Linked DNA regions of Homo sapiens: region 1 is linked to region 2. Evidence: chromatin contacts called from ENCODE Hi-C or POLR2A ChIA-PET data. All regions are on one chromosome and are shown on one strand. Each heading gives the region's core, a stretch centred on a gene start or an enhancer-like site at or near the end of the contact. The rest is flanking DNA. Distances are from core to core; before and after follow the strand shown.

Evidence for each region. A loop is a pair of places that touch in the nucleus more often than their neighbours do. ChIA-PET counts read pairs that join two places held with the same protein, here RNA polymerase II (POLR2A). Pooled maps may share reads with other maps.
Region 1: a map with no recorded cell type shows a loop between it and region 2 (4-fold over the local background). The contact joins the enhancer-like site here to the promoter of COL1A2 in region 2. A Hi-C loop is called at or near these places in 1 of 37 single-sample maps with no recorded cell type and 3 of 50 pooled maps. POLR2A ChIA-PET finds 5 or more read pairs at or near these places in 1 of 52 experiments (Panc1).

Annotation. Positions count from the first base shown.
Region 1 is chr7:95,686,367-95,691,819 of GRCh38, reverse strand. The region is part of intron 2 of LOC105375409 (a long non-coding RNA gene); the gene reads right to left. Among named protein-coding and RNA genes, the nearest start is that of DYNC1I1, 83 kb to the left of the region's middle. Within about 2 kb of position 2,724, at least 2 of the 41 ENCODE cell types and tissues checked have a DNase peak (open chromatin) inside an H3K27ac peak, as active enhancers do.
Region 2 is chr7:94,393,010-94,398,754 of GRCh38, reverse strand. It overlaps COL1A2 (collagen type I alpha 2 chain), which reads right to left and starts at 3,860. Exons shown (of 52, transcript NM_000089.4): 1 at 3,654-3,860; 2 at 997-1,007; 3 at 359-373. The coding sequence starts at 3,723.

The DNA of each region.
Region 1 (5,453 bases), core at 1,475-3,974, 1.3 Mb before region 2:
TCATTCTCATAGCTTCAACTTGGGCAGAAAGTCCTAGGCCTGACTCTAACTGACTTCAATTTTCTCATGTACCTATCCCTGAACCATCACTATAAAGTGGGGAGGGACAGCTCTGTTTGTCCAGGCCTGAGTCACAGGAACAGCACATCCTTCTACCTGTACGTACATGTTCAGAAGTGCCCGTGTCAATACAGTGCAGCTACGCTACTCACAGTAAAAACTGTGCTCATCCACATCTCAGAGGGAGGTGAGGTGAACAACTCCAAACTCGTAAGTAAACTTGTTGTCACTCTAAGTCCAGAATCTTTGGGTGATGAATATTTTTCTTGGTCCTAATGTGGCTTCTCATAGTCCAGCAAACTATGATTAAATGAAAACCGTAATTCACATTACACACTTAACAGGGAGAGATGATCACAATTGAAGTAAAGGCTTTCATTTGGCTTTCCAGAGTTGAGGTGAGCTATTTTGTCATATGACTTTAGCCACCCTGGAAGTTTCTCTCCTGTCCTTTATCCTCCATGGCCCATTTAAAGTGAGGACTTTCAGAAGGATGCCCCTTCCATGGACTGCATCTGTTCAACATCTCATTTCCTGAGTGAGTGGGTTTAGGGGCCTGGAATTGCCTCAGGGATTGAGCAATTGAAGGCTACTGTTTGTCAGGTTAGGGTTTCTCTGGCTAAGAAACTCCCTTCAAAAGTTAAGAGACAACAGTCCTTTAAGGTGAGTTTTATTGCCCTCATTTTATAGGTGTAGCCTCTAAGCTCAGTCATGTTATGTGGTTTTTGCCTAAATCCACAAAGCTGGGGAGTGACAAAGCCAATATATGTTACCAGAGTCTACTTTTACCTCTCTATTCCACACTGATTCTCTGTGTGTGCCTTATATAAAAATAGTTTTGTTTGCAATGTCTCCATTATTTTTAGTAAAACTTTTACATCTAGCAACTCTAAGGGGAAAATTCATGCTCAATACCTGCCCTCTCCATGCTCCGCTGATTTCCTCTGCTAGTAAGAAAACAATTAAAAAACAACAACAACAAAAAAAAAAAAACAGGAAAAATTCTCACTTTGTCCTGCAGGTGCCACCCTCATCACAGAACATCTATTTCCAGCTTTATAGCACAGATCTCTCAGGGCTGCAATAGACCAGATATTCATAGAAAATGGAAGAAGCTGGTTCATTCAACTTATGCATTTCACTGCCTGGATCAGTAAGATTGGTGTATTTTTTTTTTTTTCACTGCCTGTTGTTTCACTGACTCTTCCGCCCCACAAAAAAAGCACCAAGAAACAAGCTGAAACATTTCCGTTTGTCCTGTAGGTGCCACTGTAACCCTGGGATATTTCTTTACAGATCTGCAACTGGTTCTCTCAAGGCTGGAAAGGATTAGAAATTCTAGAAGATGGAGTCTAGTCTACACACAATTCAAACTAAGGACCCCTCACACCCCGCCCCTGGGTTTAGAGTTCCATAGCTCCAACACAGAAGTGAAATCGTTTCCCCTGGAATCTTTTCACTGCCTGTTTTTTAACTGTTCTTTAGCTTGTAGGTCCTAATGAGAAAATTTAAAAATTTATATTCATTTAGTTTTTGAATAAGTAATGTTTTCATATGGCTCAAAAACAAATTAAAATGATAAAAAGAATATGCTAAAAAATTTCCCTTTTACCTATTACATATCAAAGGTTAGCAAAGTTATTAGTTTCTTTTATACTTCCAGAGACCATTTTATGCACATACAAGCAAATACTTTAAAAGCAACTTTTTATTTTGCATGATAATGTACTATAACACCTTTTTTTCTGTGTCTTAATTATTCCATATAATACTATATCTTGGAAATCCTGTATATCAGTACATAAAAATTCCTCTTTGCCCCCACCTCTCTAGCTTTGAAGTATTCCCAGTTTATGGATACACCAAAATTTATTTACCCAGTTCTCTATTGATGAACATGTAAGTTGATTGTTTTGCCATTTAAAATAATACTGAAATGAGAAGTTTTGTATAGGGTCCATTTTGCATGTGTGTCAATATACCTAAATATATCTGAGAATTCCTGCTGAATTTCTCTGCCAGTCAGAAAAAAATAATGAAAAAACAGAAAAATTCTCACTTTGTCGTGCATCTGAGGATACATGTATTTGTCATGTTTACGGGCATTTTCAAATTGCCCTTCACAGGGCTTGTACCAGCTTGTGCTCCTGGCAGCCATGTAAAAATTGTCTATTTCCCAAAAGCTTGGCCAACACAGTATGTTTTGAATTTTTGCCAATCAATCTGAGAGTTAAAAAAAAAAGTTGTATCAATTATTTTCTTATTATTATGAGTTTGAGCATCTTTTGGTTTAAGAGCCATTTGATTTAGAACTGTTTTGATTGCAAGCAATAGAAAGCCGCAGTCTACCTGGCTCAAGCAAGATGTTTATTTTCTCATCACTGAAAAGCCTAGATGGAGAATGTCCAATGGGCCTTACTCCAAAGGCTTAAATGTCACCCCCGACTGTGATTTCTCTTTCGCACTCTCGCTCTCATTCTCTCAATCTCACTCTCACTCTCACTCTCACTCCAGCTCCCTCTGTCTTGGCCCTGTCCTTAGACAGGCTCCTTTCCCCTTCATTCTCGCAGCTCCAATCTCAGCAGAGAGATCTTGCTTGCCCTGAGTCTCTCTGACCTGAATTGAACAGGATGCAGTGTTCTGACTGGCCAGGCCTGAGTCATACAACCACTTCTGGAGCCGGGGATAGAGCCAAAATCACTCAAACTAGGTGAATTGAGAGATGTGAGAGGCATGGATTCCAGGTGTCCAACAGAAGATCAAAGTGACATTAAATGTAGAAAGACAACTAAGCGCTGGCTTGGCTAACAACAGAGGTTTTAGCTGTAATTCACACCTTCAACAACACACTGTCCCTTCTACTCTCACATATCCCTTCAAAAACGCCAGTGCCTACCTAATGAAGCCATAATTAGATACCATGGAAAGTGCACTTTCCTCTTCTCAGAGGGAGACCACACAAAGACTTATCTAGTTATAGCTCCAAGTCCAGGATTTCTGGGTGATTCTTCTTAGTCAGGCCCTGGTGTGGTGGTTCCTTCTGGCTCAGCAAACTATGGCTCCAATATAACCACAAATGCAATACATGAAGGGACAGAGAAAGAATAGGATAATTATCAAAAAAATCATCCATTTGATAAGGAAGAGAATGGGAAGCAGCAAAAAGTGTAGCAATTCCTGGTGCGTAGCAATTCCCATGATGTGTAGGACTGGAAACACAAAGTATCCTGACCTGGAGGTGATGTGAGCTCCTTAGCCAATCTGGCTGCCCTGATGAGTTCTCCACAAGGATCTCCTTGTCCCTTATCTTCCGTGGCCCTGACGAACTCTGGGTGATGTAGCCCACAGGTTTGGAGGCCTCCTCTGTGGACTACATCTCTTTAGCAGCTCACTTCCTGCTGGGATAGGTTTGGGGCATTTAGGATTGTCTTAAGGGTTGAGTACTCACAGGCCTTTGTTTGCCAGGTTTGGAGTTTCTCTGGTAAAATAAGTCTCTTAAAACACTGAGGCATTAACCTGTAATATAGACAGCATATTTCACATATTTCAAGTAGACACTATAACTCAGAAATGTTAAGTTCCTTTACCTAAAGCCATACAACAGGGGTATAACAAAGAGCAGGTGACAAAGCCACGATGTTTGTAATCACGGGTGTTTAGCTCTAAGGTCTAAGCTTCTAATATACTGGTATAAAAATTATGTTTGCAGTAACTAGCAACTGTAACGTCACCTCCTTATCTCTGTCCTCCTAAACTTTGACTCCCCCTGCTCCACAAAAAAAGCACCAAGAAACAAGCTGAAACATTTCCGTTTGTCCTGTAGGTGCCACTGTAACCCTGGGATATTTCTTGATCAGCTCTGCAACTGGTTCCCTCAAGGCTGGAAAGGATTAGAAATTCTAGAAGATGGAGTCTAGTCTACACACAATTCAAACTAAGGACCCCTCACATCCCACCCCTGGGTTTAGAGTTCCACAGCTCCAACATAGAAGTGAAATCTTTTCCCCTGGAATCTTATTTCATTTTTGAATCGGTTGTGCAGTTACAGGGTTCAAAAATTAAAATGTGCAAAAACGTCTTCATTGAAAAAGAATCCCTTTATCTCTGTCCCTTTTCTACCAAGTTCCTCTACGTAGCCTTTGCCATGCTATTCCACTTTTTGTATATTCTTCCAGAGATTTTAGTGCACATGCAACTAAACATGAACATAGATTCCTTCTCCCACCCCTTTAAGCATAAATTACAGCAAGTTCTTCATATTCTTTCCCTGTATTTTTCTAAACAGCTATATATTATAGAGAACTTTCCATTATCAGTTTCTAAAATTTTTTTTATTCCTTTTAATGGATTCAGAGTTTTCCACCATGTAAATGAAATCACTTCTCCAGTGATGAACGTTTGATGCTTATTGTTTATTCTTTGGAACAATGCTGAATAGCCTTGTACATGCCTCATTTCACAGGATTGAGTATATATCTGTGGGACAAATTACACAAAAGCATAATTGCTGGGTCGAAAGATACATATATTTGCATCTTAACAAATATGTTTAATTTGCCTGCTTCAGGAGTTGTTAAACTGCTCATCAGTAAAATATGAGAAGGCCTATTTCTCCACAGCTTGGCCAATATAATGTGTTATCAATTTTAATTTAACTTTTTGCCGATATAATAGGTAGAAAATGTCATCTCATTTTTAATTTCTACTTTTATTATGAGTGAGGATGAGCGGCTTTTAGTATGCACCATTAGATATTGTTAGAAGTTTTTTTCAATTACAAGTAAATCACCTCAATCTAGCTTTAGAAAAAGAAAGTTATTGTCCTTACAACAGAAAAATCAGAGGTAAATTCAGGGCTTCCAATATGCCATCAAAGTATTCAAAGAATGCCATTGAAGTGTGCACGTCCTTTCTCTCCTCTCTCCCTTCACTCTTTCTCTCTCCTGCTCCCTCTGCCCAGGCATTCTCCATTCACTTGCTGGACTGGGAAGCTTCTAGATTGCATCCTCATAGCTCCTTCCTTGGGCTGTATTTCTTTAGCATCTCATTTCCTATTGATGCAGGTTTGGGGTTGTCTCTGACATTGAGCAATCACAGGAACATTTTGGCGGCAAGGTTGGTATTCCGTAAGTGACACAATTCACTTAAAATTTATTAGCCAAACTGTGATAGGGTAGATATTATCATCCACAATTTACAAGGGTAGAAACTATAGCTTTTAATAAACATAAGTGCCTTTGCCTAAAGCTACCCAGACAGTAAATTATAGGAACAGGATTTGTATCCAGCTGTATCTGATGGTAAATCTATGATGATGGTCAAAACACTTGTCCAACAACTCCAATAGAAAACCAATCATTACACCTCTATCCATACGCCACCTCCACCTCTCT
Region 2 (5,745 bases), core at 2,611-5,110:
GTTACATTTTTAACAGCACATTTATATAGTCAAAGCCCTTTAAAATAAACTTTTTTTACTCCCTATAATTAACATAATATGCCTTCCATCTCCAGAATAAAAACAAGTCTTTTTTTTTCCTTTTGTATGTAAATCACCAGTTTGTATCACATAAATGTAATTACAGATGATTCCAGAAGATAATTAAACTTTGTTATCTTAAACATCAAAGCTACTTTATTTTATGCTTTAGCTAATGTATATTCATATGAACAAAATTTTGATAAAGTATTTTCCTTCTATAGTCTACTATAAATTTAGTTAAATTATGTTATCCCTGATAATTTTAGATATTTATGGAGAAGTAGTGTACTCTTACCTTTCTTACAGTTTCCTAGAAAAGAATAAATCAAAGATTATTATGAAGAAAATTGTATATATATATTTAAAAACAGCTTCCATTTTGGTGTAGTATACAAATATACCTTCACAATTCATTACATTATGCATTTACTATTATCTCAGTTTAATATTTCAAACTACAATTTAAAATTTTACCAACATGTCAAATAAAAATATGTACCTACAGAACAAAAAATACATAGCAATACGTACCTGTACTTATGCCTCAAATTCAACTCATGAGCTAAGAATGTGTTAACAATAAGTGCTTTTGCAAATAATTCCAAAGGAGTGAAAAGATTCTCTAGCTCAGTGAAATCTTCTGCTTCATAGAAGCTGATCCTAAAACTCAAACTTCTATTGGATTATTTACTCTATATTTCTTATGAATATTTTATAAACCTAGTCTTATTCAGTAGCCCCGCCTATTTTGGAAAATTGGGTGGGTACTTTCTAAGGCAGCCAGAAAGGTTTTGACTATCATAATTCTTCACAATTTTCTTGGGAATCTAGGATGGTCAATATTAATGTAACTTCTTCCCTTCCAAGAGAAGACATCACTGTAGCCAAGGGAATCAAAGTATTTTTAAAAATTCTAAAAAAAGTTTTACTCACCTCTTGTAAAGCTGTAGAAAAAAAAAAGAAAAAGTAGGAAACAATTATTAGTATCACTTCATGGATCAATAGCAATAATTAACAAATAGAGAAACAAGTTTATAGAATTGAATTACCTAATTAAGGACCAATTATATTTTTTTAAGAATATTTTAATGACCTAGAAATTATGCAGGTCAAAAGTATGGCAGGGATCAGCAGGGTGATTTGTTTGCAATATTAATATGTAAATGTATTTTGAATTAAATTATTAATTATTTACTATTTTATAACTGTTGTGAAATATTAATGTGTCTGAAGGATATTTTGAATGCTTAGCAATTAAGCTGGTAAAGTGCACAGATGAATCGCTGAATGTAAGACTAGTAGATTGATGAGGAAATAATTTATGATTTTGATCATTTTTAATACCTAAATATCGAAAAAAGGTAAAATTTAGGAAAGTATGTTACCTTAAAATTCTATATTGAATTTGTTTTTTATGAAACATTGAAGCTGACTTACTTTTTTATAAAACATTGAAGTTACCTAGTACTTCATTGAGTTTGTACCATTCTTAATATCCTTTTTCAAAAGGTCTAATTTGCACATTATTAACTATGAAAATGGATTAATTCAGACATCTGAATTTTGCTTTAAATTAGTTCACTTAAATTAGGTAAGATCATTTTACCAATATGTATCATTTTTGTCTCGGAGAAAGAGTTTTGTATAAATGGAAAAACCGGATTAAAGATCTTGAAAAATAATAGAAAAAATAAACAAAAGTACTATCCCCCCTTTTGCCATAATTGTTATAAGTCCTTAAAGAGTGAATTCTTCTCCTACGGTACAAAAATTATAGGTTAATACAGGATACAAGTGTGGCCAAGCTTGCAGTAGGATGAATCACCCCAAAAATTGCTTTAATTAGGTGGCCAAGAAGTGCGTTATTTGAAGTGAGAACATCTGTTGCAACAGTCACAATTTAGGAGGGTGGACCACATCCAGCACTGACATTTAAGGGCAATTTACGAGAATTACTGTTAAATTACAAGAATGATATGTTTACTTCATTGTGTCCATCAGTAGGAAGAATAATTATGCCTGACTTGATTAACGGAAGTCCTTATGATTTTGGAAATTTGCCTTTTAATTACTCAGACATGGACCATTTTGAAGAATGTGTGTTTGATAACATTTATTCCAGACTGTGGTTGGCTGTTGATCAGAAGGTAAGTTGCCTTTGTACCTTCAAATTTCCCTAAGTCTGCCTTCATTTTATTCTCTAGGAGCCGACTCTTTCCTCCCACTCTCAAGATCTCATTAAAAATATGAACTCGGTAATGTGAATTTGTTCACTGCAATTACTCCTTAGTATCCACAGTATGTATACTAAAAGTGAATGAAGGGGGAAGAGACACACAGACACACAGACACACACACACACACACACACACACACAAGCACACAAATGCATTAGAAATTATGCAGTGGTAGACACCGTGCTGTGTGGGTGGAACAACTTTTTGGAGTACTGGGTGTGGTCAGACAATACCATCCCCCATCTAGTCAATATCTTTGTCTAGCACTTTGGCAGCCATTTTCAAGATGAAAACGGACTGATCTTCTTCATTCTCTGTTGACATGAAAGTCTGGCCATGGAACCTAGAGCTGGAAAGTGGCCTTGGGGTCCCTTTAATCTCTGTCTCACATTTTAGAAAAGGCCGTTTGACTTGCCCAAAGTCACGCAGCAAATTGGTGTCAGACTCATGGGAAAAACCCCGGTCTCTTGAGTCTCATCTCAATGTTGATATTTCTCAACTTGCTGCGTTCATAATGTTTGCTTATCACTGGGAACATGTCAAAGGGGTAATTCTCAGGCTCAAACAAAATTTAGAGCAGATTTGAGTTAAAAAATGTTACCATTTCCATGACTAGAAAGTGAATTGAGACACTTATATTACTTTTCAGAATGTACCCACTCCAAGTAGCATCCATTCTTCTTTCCAGGGTTCACTGACTAGCCACTGGGAAAGGCTCCAACCAGAAATGCTGATCATTAATCTGTATAAATCCGTAGAAGCTTTAATTGGGATTCCATCTGCTTAAGGCCCTGTCCCCTGTACTTTCATTTTCCTTCCTCCAGAGGGCGCCTTATAACCATCATCATATCAGCATCGTCATCCTCCTCCTCCGGACAAGCCTTACAATGCCCAGAAGATAAAAGCTCTTAGGAGGTGAGTTTTACATTACTCAGTTGAAGGGCTTTCTAACGCAGGCCTCAAGTTTTACAAGGTGGACATCAGTGCGGTTATGGGGCCTGTGGGGTGCAGGCCCTTGACTTCCTCCACCACATTGGTCGTTAATATCTCATCCTTAGGGAAAAAGACCTTCCGCTCCCTTTGGGGGTTACTAAGCTGAGGAGCCAGACCGAGTTAACTGTCTCACTCTGAACTTAGAGGAAAAGTTCCCTAACTTTTGGCAAGGCTTTTATGTTTTCATTTTTTAAAGTAATTTCCATGTTTCTTATCAATTCCGGCGTTTTCCCACATGCCTGAGAGTCTGCCCTCCAAGTGTACCTGGAATTCAGGTTACAGGTTTTCCTTTTCAGGGCAGGGTGCCCTCCCATCTAACCTCTCTACCCAGTCTCCCCCAAACAAGCTGAAGGCACTTACATTGGCATGTTGCTAGGCATAAGGTTACTGCAAGCAGCAACAAAGTCCGCGTATCCACAAAGCTGAGCATGTCTAGCACTTAGACATGCAGACTCCTTGTGTCGCAGAGCCCCTGGGTCACCGGCGGAGGTATCACCTGGCGGGCGCGGGCATGCAGTCGTGGCCAGTACCTCCAACTTAGCCGAAACCTCCTGCTGCCGTGGTGCTAAAATAATAAAGCCCGGATCTGCCCTATTTATACGGCAAAAGTTTCCCTGGCCCTAGGGTGCCTCCAAAAGGGCCTCCACCAATGGGAGGGCTGGGGCTGGGGGCCCGGGCAGCCACAGCTGGGAGGAGCCTGCGGGGGCGCAGAGGAGGGAGCGAATGGGGGAAGGGACGTGGCCACGGGGCTGGCTTCTTAAATTGGTTCCATTCTTTTTGAGGACGTGGACACTTTTGAGGCTTTCAAGGGGAAACTCTGACTCGTTGTCTGCATACCTCCGCCCTCCGCATCCTCCCGCCCTCCCCCGCCCTTTCCAAGTTTGGAAACACTATGGGACACGTCGGAGTGCTCTGCAGCCCCGACATGGGCAGAATTTGCAGATCTCCGGCGATCAAAGCAGGAGCTGTCCAGTCCCGCCTCACCTGTGCCCTGTAGGCCACTTGTAGGGTGGAGGGCTCCAGCGGGAGCGGAGGGGGCAGAGAAGGAGGGAGGGAAGACTCGATAGCGTGGCGCAGCCGGAGCCCGCCTCCCCGCCCCTCCACCCCTGCACCCCGCCCCCAGCCCCGTCCAGCTTTTCTCTAGCTTTGGGGCTCGTGTGCGCCCACTGTTTCAGCAGTGATGCACTCTCTTTGTCTTATGACTTCGGGAAAGGGCGGGTCCTGTCTGTGGAGGGCTGGGTTGCAGTCGGAGGGCGCCTTTTGTTGGCAGGTGGGCTGGGGAGCAGGCTCGAGGCTGCTTGGCACCCGGCTACAGGGAGGATAGGCTTTGCGAACTCTAGACTAGACCGAGTCACCTGGGGAAGTCCTTCGACCTCCTAGCTTGCCTTTGCTGAGGCTCATTCCAAAGAGGGTCTTTTGGGGGATGGTCTGGCACTCCGACACGACTCCAACCGACCTGGAGACCGAGAACTTATTTCTCAGTCTCTCCTTTCTGAGGCTGCGGTGGGGGATCTTTCATGGTTTCCAGTCTCCCCTCCCCTTCTCCATGGGCTCCTTGTCTGGATTTACCAGTTCTACCCTGAGCCTGGACCCTTCAACCCTCCCGTGAGCCCCCCGGTCCCTCTTGACCTTGCTGCTTACTCTCTGTCCCATCTCTTACAGCCACACCCAAGCACCTCCCCTAGCACATCCAGAGGCCCTTCTGATTCGAGCTTGGGGTCTTCGTAGTCTTCGCTGGTAACACCCCAAGCAGTGCGCCCACCAACGTGGATGTTAACTCTCTCCCCAGCACCCAACTTCCCTCTTCTCTGGCCGCCTCCATCCAACCCTCCACTCCCTACTAGGGAGAGGAGGAACTGGTACTTTGACCCTGAGGTGGGAGGCCAAAGGTCCTGTGCCTTTTTCTAAAGCCTCTTGGGATGGCATTCCAGGCCCTAGGTTTGAAAGGCTGTGTGTGTGTGTGTGCGCGCGCGCGCGTGTGCGTGTGTGTGTGTGTGTGTGTGTGTGTGTCAGGCCTCTCCTCTACTTGCCTAAGGTCCCCATGAGGCAGCGGGGGCCTAGTTAGAGTGCTGCTCTATCCCAGAAGTCATCGCAAAGGGGGCATCTTTAGGTCAGTTCTGTCTCTAAGAAACAGAAGCAAGTGGGCTGTAGTTCCCTGAGAATCTTTTTCCCTTCCTTCCCCCCACCCCCTCCCCGCTTTTTTTGCTTTGCCTTAAGGAAGAATTTCTGCAGAAGTTAACTCCATCAGCAGCTTCTGTAAATAAAAGGGACTATTCTAAAGCAGGTTACTCTTTCTAAATGTAAAAGAAGAAAAAAAGGTTAATGCAAGTAAAAGTGGATAACCAAAAACTATAATAAACTCTTGTTTTATTCTAATTAAAGGCACTCACTTGGGAGACCACTTTGGATGATTTTTTGAAGTAACTGGGAGTGAAAGAATTTGAAAGGGTTA